Linked DNA regions of Homo sapiens: all the other regions are linked to region 1. Evidence: chromatin loops called from intact Hi-C (ENCODE). Cell type or tissue: PC-3. All regions are shown on one strand. Links, peaks and the distances in the headings refer to the core of each region. The heading gives the core; the rest is flanking DNA.

Evidence for each region. A loop is a pair of places that touch in the nucleus more often than their neighbours do. Peaks named below come from ENCODE experiments on the same cell type or tissue, not always from the same donor. Only the 100,000 strongest peaks of a DNase experiment are listed, where the experiment ranks them.
Region 2: a loop joins it to region 1, with 2.5 times the contacts of the local background. A loop is called at or near these places in 22 of 110 quality-filtered maps.
Region 3: a loop joins it to region 1, with 8 times the contacts of the local background. A loop is called at or near these places in 2 of 110 quality-filtered maps.

The regions. Positions count from the first base shown.
Region 1 is chr10:70,267,694-70,278,315 of GRCh38, forward strand. All of the region lies in intron 1 of NPFFR1 (neuropeptide FF receptor 1), which reads right to left. Among named protein-coding and RNA genes, the nearest start is that of NPFFR1, 11 kb to the right of the region's middle. RefSeq lists an enhancer at 5,442-5,541. In PC-3, for the core only: a CTCF peak has its summit at 5,300; no DNase peak of the experiment used is centred there; H3K4me3 peaks cover 348 bases.
Region 2 is chr10:70,329,699-70,334,698 of GRCh38, forward strand. All of the region lies in intron 3 of LRRC20 (leucine rich repeat containing 20), which reads right to left. Among named protein-coding and RNA genes, the nearest start is that of NPFFR1, 48 kb to the left of the region's middle. RefSeq lists an enhancer at 2,055-2,349. In PC-3, for the core only: a CTCF peak has its summit at 1,905 (motif pointing left); a DNase peak (open chromatin) is centred at 2,213; H3K27ac peaks cover 282 bases.
Region 3 is chr10:70,385,589-70,396,210 of GRCh38, forward strand. It overlaps the pseudogene CEP57L1P1. Among named protein-coding and RNA genes, the nearest start is that of LRRC20, 8.3 kb to the left of the region's middle. In PC-3, for the core only: a CTCF peak has its summit at 2,158 (motif pointing left); DNase peaks (open chromatin) are centred at 1,823 and 2,153; H3K4me3 peaks cover 886 bases; H3K27ac peaks cover 1,321 bases.

The sequences.
Region 1 (10,622 bases), core at 3,220-8,219:
CCTATTCCAGGGGATGAAGAGTCCCTGTGGAATCTTTCTGTCACACCGAGAACTCAGCCACTGGCCTGGAGGCTCAATGGAGGCTGGGGGCCTGGAGGTTAGAGACCCTCAGAGGAGCAGGGCCAGCGAGCTGGCATCATCAGGGCTGCAGGGACCAGCAGGGGGCACTGCGGTGAGTGTTGGGATGGGGCAGAGGGACTGCGGCGGGAGGCGGACAACCTGCAAACTTCCTGTGCCCGATGAGAGATGATACTCCCAGGTTTAGGCCTTCCAAGGACTTCCAACTGTACTCAAACATCTTTATTTTAATATGGTAAATGTCAAACATGTAGAAGAGAGAATATTGTAATAAACATATACAAGAGTATAAAGTTTAATGAGCTGTTATTAGAGGGATCATATAAAGAACCCCCATGTATACATCATCTGCTTTCAACAGTTATCAACTCGAGGCCTGGAGTTGTTTCATCCATATCCCCACTTCTCTTTGGATTATTTTGAAGTAAATACCAGACATTACTTCCTTTCATCCATAAATGTTTCAGTTTGTACCTTTAAAAAATAAGGACTCAAAAAAACAACATGAAAAAATGTGGTTTCCATCATTATCAAACCTAACAAAATTAACAATTATGTAATTATATCATTAAATAGCCAGCATCCAGCAAAATTTCCTGATTGTTTCATAATTTTTTAAATAGTTGGTTTGTTTGAGTGTGGATCGGAGCAAGATTTCTGTTTCTATTACCTATTATTATGTTGTGAACCACCCCAAAATTTAATGGTACAGCACTGTGGCTTGGCAATCTGAGTAGTTCTTCTCCTGGTCTCTCTTGGGACTCTCGTGCAGCTGCTGTAGTTATCTGCTGGCTCAGCTGGGGCTGGGAGGTCCAAGGTGTCCCTCACATGGCTGGTGATTAGTGCTGGCCATTGGCTGGGATGTCTCAGTTCTCCACTCAGCCTCTCATCCTCCAGGAAGCTAGTGTGGGCTTCTTCAGAGAACAGTGGTCTCAGGGTTCCAAGAGAGCAAGAAAAGAAGCTACAACTTCTTAAGTCCGAGACTCTGGAATTTTCACATCACGTCTGTCACATTTTATTGGCCCAAGTAAGTCACAAGGGATGCCCAGGTTCAAGTCAGTGGATAAATAGTTTCTCCTGTTGATAGGAAGAAAAGCAATATAGCATTGCAGAAGAGGTGTGGACATGGAAGTGTGATTCATTAAGGTCCATTATGATAAAGTCTACCACCATCCCCATATTGCATTTGGTAGACGTGATGCTGAAGTCTCTTTTAGTTCACAGGTCCCCAGTCTGTCTCTTTTCCCTTCTGCAGTATGTTTGTCATATGGACTGAGTGGTTGGTCTGTAGCACTTCTGCAGGCTGGATTTTTCTGATTGCTCCCTCATGATGTCATTTTACATGTTCTGCTCTCTGTTCCCTGTATTACCTGTACTTGGCAGTCAGATCTAGAGTCTTGATCAGATTTTGTCCAGTGGCCTTTCTCTTTGTGGTGCTGGCTCAATCAGGGGGCTCAGGTGATGTACCTCTGCCTCCTGGGCTCAAGCAATCCTCCCGCCTCGGCCTCCTGAGTAGCCGGGACTACAGCCGTGCGCCACCAAGCTGGGTTAATTTAAGGTTATTTTGTAGAGATGAGGTCTCACTACGTTGCCCAGGCTGGTCTTGAACTCTTAAGCTCAAGCAATCCTCCTGTCTTGGCCTCCCAAAGTGCTGAGATTACAGGCATGAGCCACTGTGCCATCAGCTTTTAACATAATATTTTCAGCAGACACTAAGGATTATTGCCTAGACTCCCCACTGCATTTTTTTTTTTTTTGAGACGGAGTCTTGATCTGTTGCCCAGACTGGAGTGCAATGGCTTCGATCTTGGCTCACTGCAACCTCTGCCTCCTGGGTTCAAGTGATTCTCCTGCCGTAGCCTCCTGAGTAGCTGGGATTACAGGTGCATGCCACCACACCCAGCTAATTTTGTATTTTTAATAGAGACAGTGTTTCACCATGTTGGCCAGGCTAGTCTCAAACTCCTGACCACAGGTGATCCACCTGCCTCAGCCTCCCAACCCTCATTGCATTTTAAATACAATCCACGCTCCTTACCAAGGCCTCCAAAACACTTCATGGTCTGATCCCTGTTGACATCTCTCTGACCTCACCCAGTGCCACTCTCCCCTTTGCCCATTATGCTCTGGTCACTTTGCCATCTGCTTAGCTCCTCACGCACTCCTGCTTCTTCCAACCCCAGGGCCTTTGCTCGTCCCTTCCTTTAGCTCTCAGCATAAATGTTGTCTTCCCATAGCATCTGGTTTATGTTCATCAATCTGTCAATAGTTTGTGTGTTTCTAGGTTGATTGTCTTTTTCCCCATGCTTGACAGCACCTGCAAAGCAAGGATCTTCCCTGTCTTGTTGGTGGCAGTGTCCTCAGCATCTTGTCAGTGCCTGCCCAAAGTAAATGGTTCAATAAACAGCTAATAATTATGGAATAAATAAATATCTGTAGGAAGGAAAAAAAGAAAGGAAGGTGGATCCTTATATCAGGTGAGAGGGTCCTGCTGCAGGCAGGCAGTGCTGATGTTGGAAGGCCTTCTCCAGGCCCCTCCAGAAAGAACCCCCATGAGAGGCATCACTCATCCCAGCACCTGTTGGGAGACTTGCTTACCCCTGCCGAGCCTCAAAATTAGCTCTGAATCATCTCCCATGACTGGGGGGATCTGTGGGTATGGATGGGCAGAGGAAACTGCCAGAACCTTTCAGGCTAGACTCCAGTCCATTTCCCCCACTATCCTTCACTTGGCCCTCAAGTAAGCTCATCTTCCGAAGTCTGTCCTGAGAAGTATCTGGGAGTGACCCTGCCCATTGCTAGAGCCTCAGCAGAGCCTGGGCATCATTTCTAGACAGGGCCCAGATTCCAGCACTGCACATGAATCCTTTCTGGAGGAGGAAAAACTCCTTCCCATTCCTGGCAATTCCACTGGACTGGAGGCAGGCAGGCCTCCCACCCCATCTGGGCTGCATGCTAGCAGCCAGAGACCTCATTGACACCTTGGATTTGTCCTTCCTGGGATCTGCCAGGTGCCCTTGTAATTACAGCCTGTGAAATTTTCATCCTTGAACCCGGTGAAGCCATTCCTCTACTGGAGGAGCTTCCCCATCTCAGGGTGTAATAATGGTTGTCTCCAGGGTACCCAAGAGAGATCAGGGTGTATAGTTCTCAAAGAGGGGTCCCGACCAGCAGTGTCAGCATCACCTGGAACTCATTGGAAACAGAAATTCTTGGGCCACAACCCTGGCCTTGGGAACCAGAAACCCTTGGGACTGGGGCCTAGCTATCTCTGTTTTACATTTTGAAGCATCCTTCAGATGATTCCAACGCACACTGTGGTTTGAGAACCACAGAATTAAAAGCCTTGAACTAAAGACACCTCGAGTGGATACACACAGTCTGGGAAGTCCCAGCCCTTCTTCCTGCCTCCTTACCTCTGTGCAAACTCAGCATTCTCATATTTAAAATAGAAACAGAGGCCAGGTGCCATGGCTCACCCCTGTAGTCACAGTACTTTGGGAGGCCAAGGTGGGAGGATCACTTGAGCTCAGGGGTTTGAGACCAGCCTGAGCAACAGAGTGAAACCCTGTTTCTACAAAAAATTAAAAAATTAGCCAGATGTGGTGGTGCGTGCCTGTAGTCCCAGCTACTCTGGAGGTTGAGGTGGGAGGATCGCTTGAGCCTGAGAAGTCAAGGCTGCAGTGAGCTATGATTACACCACTGCACTCTAGCCTGGCTGACAGATCAAGACTCTTTCTCAAATAAAAAATAAAAAATAATTAAAAAATAGAAAATAAAACAGAAAAACAGACATTTTCTGGGTGTGACCTAGGGTAGGTCATGTCATCTCCCTGGAAGCCAGACTCCTTATTGGTAAAATGGAGATAAATGAACACCTGCCAAAGAAGGGCTGTGCTGAGGCTTCGATGAGACGACATGTGAGAACTAAGAGCACATCGTACACATGGCACTCTGTGTGAGGCAGCAGCAGCGGGGCTGATAGTTCTGAGCCACACAATGGATGTGAGCATAATTTTTTATAATACAAACTGAAAGAAGTGCGAATGAGAAAAAAATCCCTGGCAGGGCGCGGTGGCTCACACCTGTAATCCCAGCACTTTGGGAGGCCAAAGCAAGCAGATCACCTGAGGTCAGGAGTTCAAGACCAGCCTGATCAACATGATGAAACCCCATCTCTACTAAAAATACAAAAATTAGCCAGGCGTGGTGGTGGGCCCCTGTAGTCCCAACTACTCAGGAGGCTGAGGCAGGAGAGTCGCCTGAACCCAGGAGGTGGAGGTTGCAATGAGCTGAGATCGTGCCACCGCATGCCAGCCTGGGCGACAGAGCGAGACTCTGCCTCAAAAAAGAGAAAGAAAGAAATAAAGAGAAAGGGAGAGAGAGAGAGAGAAAGAAAGAAAGAAGGGAGGGAGGGAGGAAAGAAAGAAAGAAAGAAAGGAAAGAAAGAAAGAAAGAAAGAAAGAAAGAAAGAAGAAAGAAGAAAGAAAATAATAGAAAGAAAACAATCCCTAAATGAATGAGCTTAACCCAGAATCAGTCTGGGTGTTTCCCTGAGTTCACAGGCCTCCCACTGATGGCTTCATCCTTGTTACCATTTGCTTGCTGATCCTGGGAACACGTGGGTGCCCCACCTCTTCCTGAGAGGCTGCCAGTGAACCCAGGCCTGGATGCAGAGACGCTGGACCCGCTGAAGAACACAACACAGGGCTGCCGAGTACATGCAGCATGAACAGGACTGATGGCTGTTAACTACACGAAACAAAAAGTTCAAGTTCATTTGTAATCTAAGCAATGCAATTTTGCTTTGATTGTTGGGTTAACCTTTTCATCAAACAGATTTTTGCTTGGATTGTTCGGTTAAACTTTTCGTCAAACAGATCGGCAATGACTGAATTATTCAATAAGGGCCAGAGCATGGATGTGCCCTGTAGGGAGGGGTGCAGGGTGAGGGGACAACAAATCAGCTCTTCGCAGTCGAGGCACATCTGTCCAGAGCCCTAGTGAGGGACCCGCCCCCAGATCCAGCCATTCCAGTTCTCACGGTTTACCCTAAGGAACAGAGTGAGGTCTCAGGATGAGAGGGAAAGTATTGACCATGGGACATGGTAATGGTTACAAAATAGTATGTACATGCATTATAAGTCTGTACTCTGTATAAAAAGTGTGCGTTTATGTGAACTGTAGGTGAACAGAAAAAATAACAATGTTTGTCCACAAGGGGTGGTGTTTCCTCAAGTGATTTTTATTTTCGGTTTTTCTAGCTTGCATTTAACCTTTCTAATCAGAAGGAAACTGATACGTGTGATAAAATACTGATGATGTCACTGGTTCTTGGCCCTGACTCATATCAAAATCACCTGGCTTTTAACAATACAGCTCCTGCCCCTTCCAACTGGATCAGAATCTCTACAGGGTGGTAGGGAAGGATGGATGATGGGCAGGGGATGGGGTTGTTCAGGCACTGGTATTTTTCAAAAAACTCCCCTGGTGATTTCCATGTGTAGCCGGATTTGAGAACCACTGAACCATACAGCCCCTGCCCTCCCGCCACTCACAGTCAAGTTTAGTGTGGCTTAACATTTTGGGGGTCATCAAATTCTTTAAGACTCTGATGCATTTTGGTTCCTTCACAGATGCTTTCCTAGGGCTTCCTTTTGTTATGCCAATCAATGGTTCCTGTCTGGAGGAATTTATGGTCTCCAAAAGCATTGGATCCGCTCCCAAAAAGAGCCCTGGATTTTGGCACACACTTTCAAGGCAGTGTTGGGCATCAGGTTTTGGGCTCACCCTGCATCCATGAGCCCTTCTTTCTCGAGTACTGATTTTTCCCCTGGGGAGTCAGCCTCCTCCTCACATGGAGCTTTTGAGGGACCGTCCATCAGGTGTCTGCACCAACCGCTGGCCAGAGGATGCCAATCAGACCTCTTCTGCTTTGGATTTGCCTCTGAGTCTTCATAACACAGCTTTTCCTTCCATTGGATGACCTCCCCACACCCTTCCAATGGATTCCCAGTGTTGGTTAGGTTGGCCAGCACTCGTTTCTGTTGCTTATAACCCTAGTGTCTTGGTGAATACAAGGGGATTCAAGTTAGTCATCCATGGACCTCCTGGGAGTCTGCAGAGTCCAGGTTCAGAATCCCAGGGTCAGAGAAAGTGTTAGAGATGGGCAGGGGTAGCACCATAGACCCCCAAGTTTCCTGTTCCCTAGATTAGATGTTTGTGCCCACCTCCCTCCCCAACACCATCCCACACGCTGTCTCTTAACAGGCCATGTAATCTTCCACGGAGACTGTGCTAATGCAGAGAGGAAAGGACACTGACCTGGGAATCAGAAAGCGTGGCCTTGAGAGCTGGCCCCATGGTGGTCACTGACTGCATATAACAGAGGTTGGGGGCTGGGCACAGTGGCTCATACCTATAATCCCAGCACTTTGGGAGATGGAAGGAGGCAGATCACAAGGTCAGGAGTTCGAGACCAGCCCGGCCAACATGGTGAAACCCTGTCTCTACTAAAAATACAAAAAATTAGCCGGGCGTGGTGGCACATGCCTGTAATCCCAGCCACTTGGGAGGCTGAGGCAGGAGAATTGCTTGAACCCGGGAGGTGGAGGTTGCAATGAGCTGAGATCGCACCACAGCACTCCAGCCTGGGCAACAGAGCGAGACTCCATCTTGAAAATAAAAAAGAGAGAGAGAGAGAGGTTGGGGGCTGGGAAACTTGGTTTGGAGGAGAAGCTTGGGAACTTGTCTTAGAGCTGCTTTAGTACAATTTTTAAAGGGAGGTATAGTTAGTTTGGGGTGGCTGGGAGACTGATGATAGTAGACCCTAAGCCCCCATGCCACCTCTTGGTATTCCAAAGAGAACTGGGGAGATCTACTTCATCCCTGTGTTCTCCTTGGCTTTCGAATGTGGATGACCTGGGCTTCCTGCCTCTCCCAACCTCATGGAGTTGTTAATACATTCAGAGAGACAGCAGAGTAAATTACAAAGGGCCTTGCAGAACTTCAGACTGCTTATTGACTGCATTAGCTATCTGCCAGGCAGCTGTGGGGAACCAGTAGGTCGCAGTGTGGTTTCAGTTCATTTGGGTTTGTTCCCAGGGAAGCAAGCCTTGGCAAAAGCTTTCTTAGTACTGCTTAGGAAAGTAAAAAGTGGATGTGGCAGAGGATCTAGGAGGAAGGAGGCCTCTTGAGAACTATAACCTCCTACTGTTCCTCTTGCAGGCTGAACCAAAGCCCCTCCATCCCAGGCACCCACCACAGCAACATGGATTCTGCAAGCCTGACCTCTTTTTGGTGAATGAGAGCAGGTTGCCCTTCCAAGAATCATTTGGATTGGCAAAGGCCAAAGAATTTGAGGGCTGAGTTGCTAATACAGCCATCAGGAGCCCCCAAGCGAGCCCCTCTTTATACTTCTCTTCTACTCTGAGGCCTTTTTATTTCTCCTTACTTCCTGCAGGAGGTCTCCGGTTTTACCCATCAAAAATTGTATTCAGAAAAGGTTCTGATACAAATCATTTACCTCATAGTGAAAACTGAACTGCCTTTATCACATACTGAGCCTGTACTCTCAGTCTATTTAAAAGAATTCCAGGCCTTAGAGAGTGGATGTGGAAGAGGCTTAAGGTGGGAGAGGAGGGGAAAGTAAAGGGGAGGCAGGGATTTCCCTCTCTCTTTCTCTTGGAAAGGCTAAACATATGCCCTGGAGCACCTTTCCGGGTTCAATGGCTGGCTGCTTCCTCAAGGTCTGCAGGTTCAGTTTACCTGCAGTGCTGGCCACATTTCACGTCCTGCTTCAGCTAAGTGTAGAGATTTTTTTTTTCTTTTAGTTAAACTAGAAATGTCTTAGGGGTAGAAAGCATGCCTTGTTCAGCTTGAAATGCTCCTCATTATCTGGCACAGGGCCTAGAACATAAATATGATTAATGTATGTTGATAAGTTAGGTACTAAAGGCTATGAATTCTCCTAGACACACTGCTTTAGCTGTATCCCATAGGTGCTATTAGATAGTATTTCCATTATTTTTGAAATTTGTTTTGTACAACATCAAGCTATCTCTGACAAGGAAAGGAGAATTATCTTCATTTCACAGGAAAATCAAAACTCAAAGACAAAAAGAGACTTGCTCTAAGAATACAGCATGCAGTAGTGGTAGACCTCCAGATTTTGCTGGGCTCTGGGATTCAGGGTGCATCAAATAAGCCAGGACGCCTGTTCTGAGTTTGAGCTCCTGCTTAGGCTCTGCCATCTCCATCCATTTTCTCATCCTCTTTGGGTATCATCAGGTCACATATAAAGACCTCTAGGGTCCATTAGCAGCAATTAGGGATCCTTGATTTGGAAGGAACTTTGCCTTCCTGAGGCTTCTGCTACAAAGCTGACACTTTATGAACAGTGCATGTATCACCTAAAACCTTGCCTAAAACCAGGCATACAGTGGCCAAAGGCAGAACCGGGGTCACTCTGTGCTCAACTGAGAAATAATAGAAGAGGACACCTAACCCCTTTGAGATCCATTACCTCCTAACGAGGCATCACTGCTTGGAGTCCTAGGTTACTTAACGTTCTCTCTCTCCCCATCCCTAGCAGAATCTTCTTTTAGGAAATATTCTGATAAACTTGTTCACATGGATGAGGAAATGACTCATAACAAAGCGCTGTGTCTCTTTTAGGCTTTTGCATTTCAAAAGGAGTCAGACATTAAATTAGAAAAAGGAAAGCTCTAATAATGCAATTTCAGTTATTAACGAGAGAGCTACAAAAAGCTTTTGAGCATGAGAGACCGAATTTAATTCTTTATGTTTGTATCTTTTTTTTTTTTTTTTTTTTGGAGATGAAGTCTCACTCTGTCACCCAAGCTGGAGTGCAGTGGCGCGATCTGGGTTCACTGCAACCTTCACCTCCCGGGTTCAAGCAATGCTCCTTCCTCAGCCTCTGAGTAGCCAGGATTACAGACGTCTACCACCAAGCCCAGCTAATTTTTGTATTTTTAGTAGAGACGGGGTTTCACCATGTTGGCCAGGCTGGTCTCAAACTCCTGACCTCAAGTGATCCGCCTGACTCAGCCTCCCAAAGTGCTGGGATTGTAGACTAATTCTTTATGTTTGTGTCTTAAGGGGATCTGATAGAAGTTAGCTGTGTTGTCAGTTCCACTCACTGTTGCTTCAGTTGCTTCATTTGTGAACTCAGAGTTGAGCAGCCGCTTACATAGACCGCCTGGCTCTAACAGCCCAGAGTTTTTACAGTAGAATGGGCCACTCAATGATTGTAGTAGAAATACTTATTGTAAGTATATCTCCTCAACTCATTGCTGGAAGCAGGACAGATTGTCATCAGACAGATCATGGTCCCAATGAGAACCAGGCCTACACCCATCTGGCCTCTGCCTCCCCAGCAGCAGCTGAGACCCTTCCCATTCTTCCCTCCCAGTAAGACAGGAAGGCGTGGAAGGTCTTCAGGACAAAGCTGGAAAGCTAGACTTCATGGAGGCTGCAGCCCCACAGTGTCCCCAGAATCTAGACCATTTGTGCAGACCTGCTGCAGTTCAAACCAGGGCAATCTGTGCCTCCTGGGCCTCAGTTTTATCATCTATTAAATGGGGGTCTTGTTGTCTCCCTGCTCAATTCCCAGGCTGGTGGGCAGCCCCAGGATGATGATATGCTTTGTGGAAAAGGACAGGGCACAGAGACTCTGGCAGGAGCATTTCCAAGGAGCATATGGAGAAGCAGCATCCATCTGGACCTCTAAGATCTACTGTGTCCTGTGCTGGAGGGACACCAGCTGGCATGCTCCTGTCCCCTCTTCTCTCCAGTGACCCCCTTCCGTACATGGCCACTTCCCCATAGCTGTGCCCACTTCCAGCCAGTGCGGGTGTATATCCTCCCAGCCTTTGGGCCTCTCTCAGCCACAGAGCTTCTGGGATGGGTAGGCAGCTGTGGAGGCCCCTGGGGGCTCCCAGAAAGGCTGGGGTTGGGCTGGGGTGGGGCTGGGGTTAGGCTGGGGAGCAGATCTGATTTGCTGCCCTTCTGCTGACTTGTCCCACAGCATAACATCACAGTTAAGGCCCAGAGGGGAAGGCAAATGAGGGTTACTGCCCGGCTAACCATAGCAACTCTGCAGGGGGCTTGGCAGACTGCAGTGTCTGTCTCTAGATGTTGGGGAAGACTTCTGGGCCCTCAGAGAACCCTCCAGGCCATTGTTTTAATCCAGCCACCCAATAATTATCTTTTCTGTCCCCTAGTCAGTCATGAGACCTGTCAGCCTCCACTTGCTCAAGCTGGATATGGGAACTGGTGAGGAGACAGATGCTGGGCCAGCCCTGAGTGATAGAAAGTTCTTCCTGAGGTTGAGTTGAGTTGTCTTACTGCAACCTTCCCTCACCAGTCCCAATTCTGCTCCCAGGAGCCAGAACAAGAGTGAGCCCCTGTCCCCAGAATCATCCCCCTCTCCCCACGTCCCAGGGTATCCAGCAAGAGGGACTCCAGACCTATCTCATAGTCAGTGTGTTTTGGGACCTCCCCTACCCACCCCCCACCCTGCC
Region 2 (5,000 bases), core at 1-5,000, 59 kb after region 1:
TTACAGGTGCATGCCGCCACTATGCCCAGCTAATTTTTTGTATTTTACTAGAGACGGGGTTTCCCCATGTTGCCCAGGCTGGTCTCGAACTCCCGAGCTCAGGCAATCCACCAACCTCAGCCTCCCAAAGTGCTGGGATTACAGGCGTGAGCCACCTCGCCCAGCCTAGCCTTTTCATATAATAGATTACACTGATTGATTTCTAAAGTTGGACCCAGACTTGCATACCTGGAATAACTGATAAATCCCACTTACACATGTCATATATTCTTCTTATACATTGCCGAATTTGACTGGTAATATTTTGCTGAGAATCTTTCCATCTGTGTTCTTGGGAGATATTGGTCTGTATTTTCTTTTTCTTTCACATTTTTTATACTGTCTTTGTCTGCATTTGATATCAGAGTAATATCAACTTCATAGCATGGATTGGGAAGTATGCCCTTCCCTTCTATTTTCTGGAAGAGGCTGTGTAAAATTGATGTTAATTCTCATTTTAAAAGTTTGATAGAATTCTCCAATGCAATCACCTGGGCTTGGAGATTTCTTCTTTGGGATCTTTTTATTTATGAATTCCACTTATTTGATAGTCATAGGTCTCTTCAGGTTGTCTGTTTCATCTTGGCTGAGTTTTAGTGGTTTGTGGTTCTCAAGAACATGGTCCATTTCTTCTAAGTTGCCAAATTTATAAGAATAAAGTTGTTTATAATAAACCTGGTAGGTTTTGAGTGGGAACCAAACCATGGAGCTGCTTCTAGGCCCCCTCCCCAAGGGAGGGCAAAGACAGCAGGTTCCTGGGGATGGATGTCCCACCCCTGTCAGTCACCCACTTGTCCAACCCCTAGGGCTTTATGAATGTCAATGTATGTGCCAAATTCCACCAAAATTGTTAGAGTAAATCTCCAGGTAGCCAAATCTGAGCTCCATGGGAAGGAAGCATTCCACAGAAAGGCCTTGAATTAGACAGAATGGGGCATGCATCCTGATGGGGTGGGGAGGCACCGGCAAGAGAGCAAGTTCTTCCCAGCCATCCAGCTTCACTTCTCAGAAGCCACGGCCCAGCAGGGTCTCTGAGTTGCTTCTGCTCCCACTGTGGTTTCCACTGCTCTACCCAAGCTGCCTGCGTCACAAGCTCCACAAATCCTCTGTGCGGTAAGGTGAGGTATATATACACAACCAGTTAAAAACAGCCTCTTAGCATTAGCTGAGAAGCAGGTGACCACACCACCTGCTTCCATGGCAAAGAGCCTGACCGGGGACCCGGGGACCCTGAACTGAGGTCTCGCCCTACATCTTCCTGGAGGCAGGTCAGAAAAGCCACTTCTCCCTTCTGAGCCTCAGGGTCCCCATCCGTGAAGACGTGGACTTGGGGATCTCTCCAGTTCTGTTCTCACTGAAATTCCTTGTGGAGAGAGATTCCTATGACTGGACCATCATCCTGACTACTTGGCCAGAGACCTCTCTTGTCTACAACTAAGCCCCCCAGTGTCTTCACCATCACTGTATCAGAAGCATCACTCATCAAGAATCTTGCATGCACCAAACCCTACACAGGGCACCTTATAAGCAATATCTCCAACCTCACAAAATCACTATGGAGTAGATGTTTCCCCATTTCTCAGATAAGGAAACTGAGGCCACGAAGGCCAACTGGGGCCAGCAAGGCTGCTGATGCCTTGGCTTTCTTTTTATCTCTTATATGGCCCCAAACCAGGCATTTAAGGTTTTCTCTGTTGTTTCCAGTTCAGAGGAAGAATAAAAGTGTGGCCAAAGCCCCAGCCACGGGATCGGCCAGTGTGTTGGGCTTCCAGCCCAACACAGCCACAGCCACGTCTGGCTTTGCTTCTCACCTCTGGAGTCACAGCACCCAGGCCATCTGCCCAAGGTCTTACTGCCCCCTCTTCTGGACAGAGAGGGCTGAGATCTTCTGGTCCCAGAAGACTGCATTAGGGGTTCCAAAGATTCTTCCTGCACCAGGCCAGGGTTCAGAGTGGAACAACCAGGGCTCCCAGGATGGACCGGGGCTCTGGAAAAAGATCCCACTCCATTCCACTCCCAACGTTGTACCCAGCCTGAGAGCAGCCCCCATCATGACATTTCCTTATTGATTAAACCTACTGAACTGTGGTTTCCGGTGTCTGTTAAATGGACCTCTTCTTCCCCAAGTTCCTCTTATTACTTCCTGTACCATCCTTATCTTGGACAATTGCCAAGGCTGACTCAGAGGCCTTAGATTAACCCCAGCTGAGAGAGAAGCTTGCCAATTCCATTAGGGGACAGACAAGGCTGGCCTGCAGTAATTATACAACCCATGCTCGAAGGAATGTGCCAACTCCAAAAATACCTGCTCACCAAACCTCAATCAGCACCTCGGCTCTGAACCTGCGGCAATGAGCAATCACAGTCCCTGACTGCACGGACTCCCCAGCAGGGCAGAGTCAGACGGTCAGGTGGGCAGTGTCCTTCCACCAGCCCATGCTCAGTGCTGAGGAGGCTTCACACAGAGACAGCTGCTGCCCACAGGGGTCAGAGGGCATTTCCAGATGCCACACTCACTCCTTGGGGGTGGACAAGGGGAAGGGCAGAAAAAGCACTTTTAACAAGGTCTGGAACAGACTAAAATGAAGTACTAAACATTCTGCCTCCATAAAAAGACTAAGGCAGGCCAGGTGCAGTGGCTCACGCCTGTAATCCCAACACTTTGGGAGGCTGAGACAGGCGGATCACTTGAGTCTAGGAGTTCAAGACTAGCCTGGGCAACATGGCAAGACCCTGTCTCTACAAACAATACAAAAAATTAGCTAGGTTTGATGGTGTGTGCCGTAGTCCCAGCTAGTCGGGAGGCTAAGGTGGAAAGATCACTTGAGCCCAGGAGGCAGAGGTTGCAGTGAGCCGAGATTGCACCACTGCACTCCAGCCTGGGTGACAGAGGGAGACCTGTTTCAAAAGAAAAGACTAAGGTAGCTCTTTTTTCTTGCTGTGTGAACTTGGGCAAGTTACTTGTTACTTTATGCTCTGTTTGCTTACAACAGTACCTACCCTTGGTGGCATATTATAAATGCTACTATTATGAAGTATATTTATATTTACATAGGCATGGAATATCTCCAGTACTGCTAATGGTGGTTGTCTCTGGACACGGACTTGGATGTCTGGGGACAGGAGTAGAAGAGCAGACTTATTTTTCCCCACTATCCTTTCAATCCTCAAAATATCACATTGTGTGCATCTACTGCCTAATCAAAAATAAATAAGTAAATAGGATACGTTTTTCAAATGAAGACTTAGAGCTCTGCAGGTGTGGCAGAGACATAAACAGCAACAAGAGAGGTGCTTGGGAATGGGTAAGAAGAGCAGAGGCAGGTATGGAAACATCTGAATCGCAGAGCTGGGAGCAAAGGAGAGCTGCACTTAGAGCCTGGAAGAGGGAAGTGAAGGGAAACTGCAGTCTTCTGCCTTACAGGGTTGCAAGAAGTGTTAGCTTGGGCTCTGGAGGACAGAGGTACCAGAGGCTCAGAGCCACACGGTCCTGGTGTTCCAGGTGTACCCTCCTCCCCCAACACACTGTACAGAATTCTGGGCTGGGGGGTGCAAGGGGGCTGTTGAGGTCTGCTGGTTTCTAGGGGTGGTTAAGACCCAGGATGGAAGCGATGCTCTCCTGCTGGTGCAGCAGCAATCCATCTCCAGGCTGCCCCAACTCCCCTTCATAGGGAATTTAACTTATTTTTTGTAGCTCTGTAGGTTGGTTGGTCTCTGCTGGGCGGTTCTTCTGCTATATGTAGTAGAGCCTCAAAATGCCCTCTGACCTCAGTGATCCCATCTCTGGGATTCTACTAAGGATGCTGAAGCCCATGATGCTTGGGTTCCTTAACACTGCTAGGAAGGGCTGACCCACTGCCCAGAAGCAGCCATGCAGGGGTCACAAACAGTTTGGCCTTTGCTTCACTGAGGTCATCCAGGTAGCTCCAGGGGTGGGGCACCCTTGAGGACTGATGGCAAAAACTGATGCAGAAGGCCACAACCTTGTCACTGCCTTGGTACCAGGTAGGAACTCTTGATCATCTGCAATTGGGGTCTGCCCCTTGTGCATAACTCAGGGGAGATGGACTCTCCCAGACCCCACTATTCCAGTGGTGGGTTGCACTGAAAGAACCAGAAAATGTGTTTCTGGCCGGGTGCTGTGGCTCAGGCCTATTATCCCAACACTTTGGGAGGACATGATGGGTGGATCATCTGAGGCCAGGAGTTTGAGACCAGCCTGACCAACATGGTTAAATCCTGTCTCTACTAAAAATACAAAAATTAGCCAGGCGTGGTGGCAAGTGCCTGTAATCCCAGCTACTCGGGAGGCTGAGGCAGAAGAATCGCTTGAACTGGGGAGGTGGAGGTGGCAGTGAGCAGAGATAGTGCCACTGCACTCCACCCTGGGTGACACAGCGAGACTCCATCTTAAAAAAAAAAAAAAGAAAATGTGTTTCTGACAGAGTAGATCTGCCTGATCCCATGCTACAACCAAACCTAAGCATCCCATTGACCGCACAAAGCTTCCATGTCTGCCCTGCTGTCCCTGCACATTCCTGAGCCCCCTCTTCTTTTCTCTTTTGTCCACTAAGTAACATCAGCTATTAGAAAAAGTAAACCCAGTGGGCTGAAGTGAAGTAGGAAGCTGGGGAGGAACAGCACACTGTGACCCCAACACCCCAACAGCCTTTCTGAGGACGGTTCCCTTGCTCCCCGGGTTTGGAAATGTAATGTGCCCAGGGGACACTCCCCGTCTCCTCCCTTCCCAGAACTCCAGAAAATAGTAACTCCTGTGGGGCACTGACATACACTGTTCACTGGCACACCCCCTTCCCACCCCCAAATACCGCCTAAGACTCCTGACCACACGTGGACAGCAGCAGCTTTGATGGCATGGCCTGAGGAACAGAGGGACCCACCCCGTCCTCACCACCCTGGCCTGTTAGGATGAACTCAGTTGCTTTAACCTAGCTTCTCCA
Region 3 (10,622 bases), core at 7-5,006, 110 kb after region 1:
ACCGTTCGTGGCCATTTTCAGTTTCAGAACAGCCAGTGAGGGAATCAGCGAGGTAGGGCTGTGCAAGGGAAGGCCCTGAGGCTTCTCGGTGAAGAAGCTCAACTGGCCCCAAACAAATAGTCTCCTCCGAGGAGATCCAGAGCATCTTTAGAGGCCTGGACCCCTTAGCAAGGTGGTCCAAGCCTGGCCACCTGAGTCAGAAGCTGTACACCCTGAACAGACTCGGATGTTTGCCAGGGCTTGGCTACAGCCTCCGGAGATGTTTGAAATCCTTGCAAATTACTTGCAGATAGGAAGAGTCTTGTGCTAAGACAAAATTGTTCTGTGGTTATTCCCTGAAGGGTCTGACCCCCACTGGGCAGGATAAATTCTCAGGGCACTTGTAAAAGGGACAGTATCCCATTGACAGAGTCAGCATCTCAACTCCTGTGACTGAAGACCCTGATAGAGTCTACTTCTCATCAAAGAACTTCTAGGCCTGCTAATTAGTTAATTTGTGCGCCCACCCCACATCCACCAGAAAAAAAAAAAGATATGTTGTAGTCCTAACCCCTAGTACCTCAGAATGTGGCCTCACTTGGAGGTAGCGTCTTTACAGAAGGAATCAAGTTAAAATTGAAGTCATTAGGGTGGGTCCTAATCCAATATGATTGGTGTCCTTATAAGAAGTGGTTATTGGTAGACAGGCAGACATGCATAGAGGGAAGATCATGTGAAGAGACACTGGGAGAAGATGGCCATCTACAAGCTAAAGAGAAAGGCTTGGTACAGGTCCTTCCCTCACAGCTCTCAGAAGGACCCAACGAATACCTTGATTTCAGATTTCTAGACTCCAGAACTGTGAGACAATGAATTTCTGTTGGTAAGATACCTGGCCTGCGGCACTTTGTTGCAGTAGCTGTAATACAATATAAAACTGTAAATTTCTCCTTTTCCATTCTATTCTCCTCATATTGGCCCTTATCTCACACTTCTTGAAAGAAAATCATCTTTGCCAGGTGCGGTGGCTCATGCCTGTAATCCCAGCACTTTGGGAGGCTGAGGCGGGTGGAACACCTGAGGTCAGGAGTTCAAGGCCAGCCTGGCCAACATAGTGAAACCCCATCTCTACTAAAAATAGAAAAAATTAGCTGGGTGTGGTGGTGGGTGCCTGTAATCCCAGCTACTAGGGAGGCTGAGGCAGGAGAATTGCTTTAACCCAGGAGGCAGAGGTTGCAGTAAGCCGAGACTGTGCCATTGCACTCCAGCCTGGGCAACAAGAGTGAAACTCCATCTCAAAAAAAAAAAAAAAAAAAGCAAGAAAGTAGAGAGGTAAGGGAGGGAGGAAGGGAAGGAGAGAGAGAGAGAAAGACAGAAAAGAAAAGAAAAGAAAAGAAAAGAGAAGAGGCCGGGCACAGTGGCTGACGCCTGTAATCCCAGCACTTTGGGAGGCCGAGGTGGGCAGATCACCTGAGGTCAGGAGTTTGAGACCAGCCTGGCCAATATGGTGAAACCCTGTCTCTACTAAAAATACAAAAATTAGCCGGGCGCGGTGGCAGGCACCTGTAATTCCAGCTACTTGGGAGGCTGAGGCAGGGGAATTGCTTGAACCCGGGAGGCAAAGGCTGCAGTGAGCCAAAATTGGGCCATTGCACTCCAGCCTGGGTGACAAGAGCAAAACTCCGTCCCCAAAAAAAAAAAAAAAAAAAGGAAGGGAGGGAGGGAGGGAGGAAGGGAGGAAGGAACATTTAAATAAAAACGAACCGAGAAGGTCCTTCCTTCCACAGGTGTGAGTCAGACCCTGCCCCGACACATCATCCTGTTTCTCACTCTGTCCTCCACCTGGGGCCGCACCTCTCCCTGGAGCTGAGCTACCGACAGCCAGGAACTAGAGGTAACTCCAAGTCACTGCCATCCTAAGGCAGAAGAGTAGTTCCCCCAGTACCTCTTCCAGAAGGTTCAGCCTGTTGAGAGGTGCCCACCCCTCTTACCCTGCCAGGTACTGCAGGTTTACGAAAATTAGCAAGAAGTAGTCAAATTAGCAAGAACTCAAGGCAGTTGTGCTCTGCTATGGAAAATACGATTCTAATCAAAGGTGACTCAAGAGGCATTTCTCAAGCGTCAGTTGTTGCCATACCACCTTCCTGATTTTTGCTATATCTGAGCCCCACCCAGTGGTGAGCTGGAGTCACTTGTGCAGACTTGGAGCTTGCTCCTTCTGCCCATTTTTTCCCAGCTCTGGGTACAGTGCCATCACCTGGATTACTAGAAATAGGCATGGTGGAAGAACTTACACCATAGAAATCAGCACACACTACAAATCATGACTTTTTTTTTTTTTCTGAAGGAAATGCTTTACCAACACACCATAGTATTATTTACTTATATTTTTCCTTCAACTCACTTTTTAACTTAAAAAAACATTTATTTTTAAAAAGGAATTTTATATCATTCCACAAGTGGAACATAGTATCATTTGCCATAGATAAAAAGTAACCTTAAAAATAGGGCCTTGGGGCTGGGCCCAGTGGCTCATGCCTGTAATCCCAGCACTTTGGGAGGCTGAGGCAGGTGAATCACTTCAGGTCAGGAGTTTGAGACCAGCCTGGCCAACATGGTGAAATCCTGTCTCTACTAAAATTACAAAAATTAGCTGGGTTTGGTGGCGTGCACCTGTAGTCCCGGCTACTTGGGAGGTTGAGGCACGAGAATCGCTTGAACCCAGGAGGCAGAGGTTGCAGTGAGCAGAAATCACACCACTGCACTCCAGCCTGGGCAATGGAGGGAGACTCCACCTCGAAAAAAAAAAAAAAAAAACATATATATATATATATATATATATATATATATGGGCTTGGTTGGGTGTAGTGGCTCACACTTGTAATCCTAGCACTTTGGGAGGCCTAGGTGGGCGGATCACACGAGGTCATGAGTTCAAGACCAGCCTGGCCGACCTGGTGAAACCCCATCTCTACTAAAAATACAAAAATTAGCCAGGTGTGGTGGCACACGCCTGTAGTCCCAGCTACTCAGGAGGCTGAGGCAGGAGAATCCCTTGAACCTGGGAGGTGGAGGCTACAGTGAGTAGAGATCACGCCACTGCACTACAGCCTGGGTGACAGAGTGAGACTCTGTCTCAAAAAAAAAAAAAAAAAAAAAGGCAGAGTCAGTCTTTTAGAATCCAGTCCTGGTTGTGACATCTATACTTGAAACTGCCTTTGCTAAGTTATAACTGAGGAAATTATGACAGTGAAAGAAATCACACCTAACCGACTCTATCTTGCTTCTAATCTTTAAGCTGTCCTTGTTCATGCCTGGGCGTAGGCTGAACTAACTTTGGGAAGGAATTCAGTTCGTGATTTTACTCCGAAACAAAATTGATAATAGCCCTTTCCCGAAAAGACTCCCTTCTTGTGGCCGGGCACGGTGGCTCACGCCTGTAATCCCAGCACTTTGGGAGCCCGAGGCAGGCAGATCACGAGATCAGTAGTTCGAGACCAGCCTGACCGACATGGTGAAACCCCGTCTCTACTGAAAATACAAAAATTAGCCGGGCGTGGTGGTGCACACCTGTAATCCCAGCTACTCAGGAGGCTAAGGCAGGAGAATTGCTTGAACCCAGGAGGCGGAGGTTGCGGTGAGCCGGGATCATGCCACTGCACTCCAGCCTGGGTGACAGAGTGAGACTCTGTCTACAAAAAAAAAAAAAAAAAAAAAAAGACTCCTTTCTTGCCAGGGACCAGTCTGCCTTTGCAGGACTAACAAATTAGCTACAAGATTAGAAATTACAATTTAGGGGGGTGCCCGCGAACCAACGGTTAGCGGTGGCAGGGGCTGACTGAGAGCGTCTGCTTGATAATGGATTCTGAATTAATGCATAGTATAGTAGGAAGCTATCATAAACCTCCAGAAAGAGTATTTGTTCCCTCATTCACCCAGAATGAACCATCTCAGAATTGCCATCCTGCGAACTTAGAAGTTACCTCTCCTAAGATACTTCATAGCCCAAATAGCCAAGCTCTTATTTTAGCCTTAAAAACTCTTCAGGAAAAAATTCATTGTTTAGAGCTGGAGAGAACACAAGCTGAAGATGACCTGAACATTCTTTCCAGAGAAGCAGCACAGTATAAGAAGGCCTTAGAGAATGAAACAAATGAGAGAAATCTAGCACATCAGGAGCTGATAAAGCAGAAAAAAGATGTAAGTATACAGTTAAGCTCAGCCCAGTCTCGTTGCACTCTTCTAGAGAAGCAACTAGAATATACAAAGAGAATGGTTCTCAATGTAGAGCGAGAAAAGAACATGATCCTAGAACAACAGGCCCAGCTTCAGAGGGAAAAAGAACAAGATCAGATGAAGCTGTATGCAAAACTTGACAAGCTTGATGTCTTAGAAAAAGAGTGTTTTAGACTTACAACAACTCAGAAAACTGCTGAGGACAAGATTAAACATTTAGAAGAAAAACTTAAGGAAGAAGAACATCAGCGTAAGCTATTTCAAGACAAAGCTTCTGAGCTTCAAACTGGACTTGAAATCAGTAAAATTATGTCTTCAGTTTCAAATTTAAAGCACTCCAAGGAAAAGAAGAAATCTTCAAAGAAAACTAAATGTATAAAGAGAGGACCACCTTGGCAAATTTGTTCAAAGTTTGGAGCACTGCCTTTTGTGGCTGAAAAGATGAGGCAACATCGTGACCCACATATCCTTCAGAAACCTTTTAACGTGACTGAGACTAGATGTCTCCCCAAGCCTTCTAGAACAACTGCCTGGTGTAAAGCTATTACTCCTGACTCAGAAAAGTCCATTTCCATTTGTGACAATTTATCTGAACTTTTGATGGCAATGCAAGATGAGCTGGACCAAATGAGCATGGAGCACTAAGAACTACTCAAACAAATGAAGGAAACTGAAAGCCATTCAGTCTGTGACGAGATAGAATGTGAACTAGAGTGTTTAGTCAAGAAAATGGAAATTAAAGGAGAACAAATCTCCGAACTCAAGAAGCATCAAGACAGTGTAAGAAGGCTTTAGTAAGAGATTTTAATAAAAAGATAAAATATCTGGGAAAAAAAAAAGAAATTACAGTGTAGGGGTCATGCAACCTTTGGCTCCAAGAGTCTGAACCTCCCCAAATTGCTCCTGGGGGTAACATCACTATTGTAAAACCTAAGATCAGTGCTTGAGATATTTTCCAGACCCTGCACTCGATGGATCAGCTGACACCACCCAGACAGGTAGTCTGGCTCAACCAGTTCTGCCATTGCACCCAGGAACAGAAGATGGCAAGAAAACCTCACTTTAACACCCTATGACTTCATCTCCATTCTAACCAATCAGCACTCCCCACTTCCCAAGCGCCTACCTGCCAAATTATCTTTAAAGACTCTGATCTCCGAATGTTCAGGGAGACTGATTTGAGTAATAATTAAACTCTGGTCTCCTGCACAGCTGGCTCTGTGTGAATTACTCTATCTCCATTGCAATTCCCCTGTCTTGATAAAGCGGCTGTGTCTAGGCAGCAGGCAAGGTGAACCTATCGGGCGGTTAAATACTCTTGTCCTATTCAATAGAAGCAAGTCACTAGGTCCAGCCCACACTCAAGGGGACTGAATTACACAGGGCAAGAATACCAGGAGGTTGAAACCACTGGGAACCATGTCAGCTGGTGCCAATCACAGTGGCTAATACCAACATTTCTTTTCTTTTTTTTTTTTTTTTTCTGAGACAGAGTCTCACTCTGTCGCCCAGGCTGGAGTGCAGTGGCCCCTGATCTCGGCTCACTGCAAGCTCCGCCTCCCAATACCAACATTTCTTATAAATGGAATAGACTAAAGAAACATGTGGTGGCTCACGCTTGTAATCCCAGGATTTTGGCAGGCTGAGATGGGCGGATCACTTGAGGTCAGGAGTTCGAAACCAGCCTGGCCAACATGGCAAAACCCCATCTCTACTAAAAATACAAAAAAAAAAAAAAATAGCAAAAGAACATTTCCCCTGTGCATCCATTGCTCCTTTCCCTTTTGCCTGTTTTTGTTTGTTTGTTTGTGTTTGTTTTTGTTTTTTTTAAAGCCATACAGAGCCAACAGATACGTCACAGTCTTTCAGGTTCTCCCTATGGGACTAAGAGGCAGAAAAGACAGAAACAGAGAGAGGCACGTAAATATTTAAGAGAAAGAAAAGACAAGTCATTGTAACTGATTAGATATGAGGAGTAAGGAAAAAGAGGAATTGAGGTTGACCTTTAGTTTTTGGCTGGAATGATCAGAAGGATCGTGATGTCATGTACCAAGAGAGGGCATGCAGGGGAGGGGGGAACTGGCACGGGGAGACAGCAGGCTTTATTTAGGAGACATCCACTTAGAGGGACACCCAGAGGAAGTTAGATATCTGAGCTGGGGGCTTAGCAAGGAATCTAGGCTGAAGCTACAGATTTGGGAACCATTGGAAGAAGCTGAAGCAACAGGAGTGGGTAGGCTCACCTGAGGGAGGTGTGGAGTGAGAAAAGAAGAAGACCAAGGGCAAAACCTGGGGAACATCAACATTTCTGTGAGGGGCACTAGAGCAGCAGACGAGATAAAGACCAAAAAGGGCAGGGCGTGGTGGCTTATGCCTGTAATCCCAGCACTTTGAGGGGCCAAGACAGGAGGATCATTTTGTTGTGGGAAACAGAGGACCAGAGAGACAGATATGGGAAACAGGAGGATTTATTTATTAACAGGACTTTTATAACAGTTTGTGCCCAGGAGTTCGCTGCACAGCCTTGGCAGTATAGTGAGACCTCATATCTCTCTCTATATATATATAAAAAAAAATTCTTTTTTTTTTTTTTTTTGAGATGGAGTTTCACTCTGTCACCCAGGCTGGAGTGCAATGGTGTGATCTTGGCTCACTGCAACCTCTGCCTCCTAGGTTCAAGTGATTCTCCTGCCTCAGCCTCCCAAGTAGCTGGGATTATAGGCACCTGCTACCATGCCTGGCTAATTTTTGTAGTTTTTAGTAGAGACGGGGCTTCACCATGTTGGCCAGGCTAGTCTCCAATTCCTGACCTCAGGTGATCCTCTCGCCTTGGCATCCCAAAGTGCTGGGATTACAGGTGACTCACCATGCCCAGCCAAAATTTTTTTAAAAAATTAGCCAGATGTGGCCAGGCATGGTGGCTCACGCCTGTAATCCCAGCACTTTGGGAGGCTGAGGCGGGCAGATCACAAGATCAGGAGATCGAGACCATCCTGGCCAATGTGGTGAAGCCTCGTCTCTACTAAAAATACAAAAAAAAATTAGCTGGGTGTGGTGGTGTGTGCCTGTAATCCCAGCTACTCGGGAGGCTGAGGCAGGAGACTCACTTGAACCCGGGAGTTGGAGACTGCAGTGAGCTGAAATTGCACCACTGCACTCCAGCCTGGTGACAGAGCAAGACTCTGTCTCAAAAAAAAAAAAAAAAAAAATTAGCCAGATGTGGTAGCATGGACCTGTAATCCCAGCTATGTGGGAGGCTGAGGCAGGAGAATTGCTTAAGCCCAGGAAGTCTATGCTGCAGTGAGCCCAGATCACACAGCTGCACTCCAGTCTGGGCAATAGAGGGAGGCCCTGTCTCTATCTACCTATCAGTTGAAGACAGTGGAGAATACAAGACTAAGAATGCTGAAGCCTCTCAACCTTATTTTTATAGCACAAAATGGAGCCTTTTGGATAACCCTCTATCTTAGCTCAGGCCACCATAACAAAATACCATAGACTGGGTAGCTTAAGCAATAGAAATGTACTTTCTCACAGTTCTAGAGGTTGAGAAGTCCAAGACCAAGGTGCTGGCTGATGGTTCCAGTGAGGGCTGTCTTCCTGGTTTGTAGATGGCCACCTTCTTTCTGTGTCCTCACATCATGCTTGCTCCAGGTTCTCTCCCTGTTCTTTTTTTTTTTTTTTTTTTTTTTTTTTTTTTTTTTTTTGAGACAGAGTCTCACTCTGTTGCCAGGCTGGAGTGCAGTGGCATGATCTCGGCTCACTGCAAACTCCGACTCCCTGGTTTAAGCGATTGTCCTGCTCCAGCCTCCTGAGTAGCTGGGATTACAGGCACACGCCACCATGCCCAGCTAATTTTTGTATTTTTAGTAGAGATGGGGTTTCAACATGCTGGCCAGGATGGTCTCAATCTCCTGACCTCGTGATCTGCCTGCCTCGGCCTCCCAAAGTGCTGGGATTACAGGTGTGAGCCACCATGCCTGGCCTCCCTTCCTGTTCTTAAAAGGGCACCAGCCCTATTGGATTAGGGTTCTACCCTTATGGCCTCATTTAACCATAATTAACTTTTTATGGGCCCCATTTCCAAAGACAGTCACTTGGAAGGTTAGGGCTTCAACATAATAATTTTGAGGGGAATTCCTTCCATAGCACCCCATGGACTCACATTTCTATCTATCAGCTATTTGGCATTTTGTGGGCTTTATTAAAACTGCCAAGCTGTAGCTCCCTCCTCCTCATTGCACCCCTCTCTTCTCCCCCTGCATTTCCCTTCTCTGACCATGAAGGTAGAACTCATAGGGAGGATATGGTTAAGAAAGTTACCTGGGGATCAGAATACAAGATGTTCTTCTAGAAGGAACATCTAGATGGAGGAAGGACCCTGGAATTTCCAAGAGAAGCCAAGCCCTGGGGGTGGCTCAGTGTGACTGTTTTATGGAAACATATTCCCATCAAGGATGTTCCCAAACACGCTTTAGCTCCAGTTGTCCAGATATGTCACAATAAAAGTGAGTTTTGGCTGGGCGCAGTGGCTCATGCTTGTAATCCCAGCACTTTGGGAGGTCAAGGTGGGCAGGTCACTTAAGGTCAGGAGTTCGAGATCAGCCTGGCCAACATAGTGAAACCCTGTCTCTACTAAAAATACAAAAATTAGCCAGGTATGGTGCCAGGTGCCTGTAATCCCCAACTACTCAGGAGGCTGAGGCTGGAGAATTGCTTGAACCTAGAAAGCAGAGGTTGCAGTGAGCTGAGATCGCACCACTGTACTCCAGCCTGGTGGCAAAGGGAGACTCTGTCTAAAAAAAAAAAAACAAAAAAACAAAAAAAAAACAGTGAGTTTTTAGGACTACATCATTAAACTTTTCCCTGTGCCATTTTAGCCTCTAACCACTGAGCAATCCAGCCCCTGCCTATCACTCCACTTCTCCTCACTCTGAATGTCCTACAAATCATTTATTTATTCAAAAGATATTTATTGAGCACCTTACATGTGCCAGACACTGTGCTAGTCCCTGAGAAAAAGTGGAGAACATGACAGGCTGCTTTCATAGAACATACAATTTTAGTGGAGGGGCAGATATTAATTGAATCCTCACACAATTATAACTGGACAGGTCATGTGGAGGAGAGGCACACAGGGACATGAAAGCCTATGACAAGGAGATTGGGCCTTGGCAGAGAGGGTAAGGAAGGCTTCCCTGACAAAATGAATCTGACTGGGAAGGGGATTATAAGAGGTGCATAGGAGTCAACTAGGTGAATATTAGAGAATAGTTTAGTTTCCTGTGCTGCATATAAGAAATAATAATGAATTTGCTCAACTTTTTTTTTCAAACAACAAACTCAGTGGTTTAAAATAACACAATTATTATTATTATTATTTTGAGAAGGAGTCTTGTCTGTCACCCAGGTTGGAGTGCAGTGGCGTGATCTTGGCTCACTGCAACCTCCGCCTCCCAGGTTCAAGCAATTCTCCTGTCTCAGTCTCCTGAGTAGCTGGGATTCAGGCGCCCACCACTACACCCAGCTAATTCATATATATATTTTTAATTTTTAAAAAATTTTTATATTTTTAGTATGAATGGAGTTTCGTCATGTTGGCCAGGCTGGTCTTGAACTCCTGACCTCAGGTGATCCACCTGCCTCGGCCTCCCAAAGTGCTGGGATTATAGGTTTGAGCCACAGTACCCAGTGAAAACAACACAATTACTATTATTATTATTATTATTATTTTGAGATGGAGTTTCACTCTTGTTGCCCAGGCTGGAGTGCAATGGCACAATCTCGGCTCACTGCAACCTCCGCCTCCCAGGTTCAAGTGATTTTCCTGCCTCAACCTCCTGAGTAGCTGGGATTACAGGCACACACCACCACACCAGGCTAATTTTTTTGTATTTTTTTAGTAGAGACAAGGTTTCACCATGTTGGCCAGGCTGGCCTCAAACTCCTGACCTCAGTTGATCCACCCACCTCGGCCTCCCAAAGTGCTGGGATTACAGGTGTGAGCCACTGCACCCAGCCCAAAACAACACAATTATTATATTGCAGTTTCTGCAGAAGTGGGTCCCTTGCAATGCTTCAGTTAAGATGTGAGCCAGGGATGAGTTCTCACGTGGAGTCTGCTTCCAGGTTCTCTTGGTTCTTAGCAGAGTTTATTTCCTGTGGCTGTAGGACTCATGTTTATTTAAAGCTAGTGTGCATGACAGAAGAATCTAGAGTGAGTCTACTAGCAAGATGGAGTCTTATATAACTTAATATAAGCACAGGAGTGACATCCCATCGCCTTTGCCATATTGGAATCACAGGCCCCACCCACACTTAAGGGTGTGAGCACCAGGAGGTGGGGATCATGAGGGCAACCTTAAAGTCTGTTCACCACAGAGAACAACCAGGTAAAGGGAATAGCA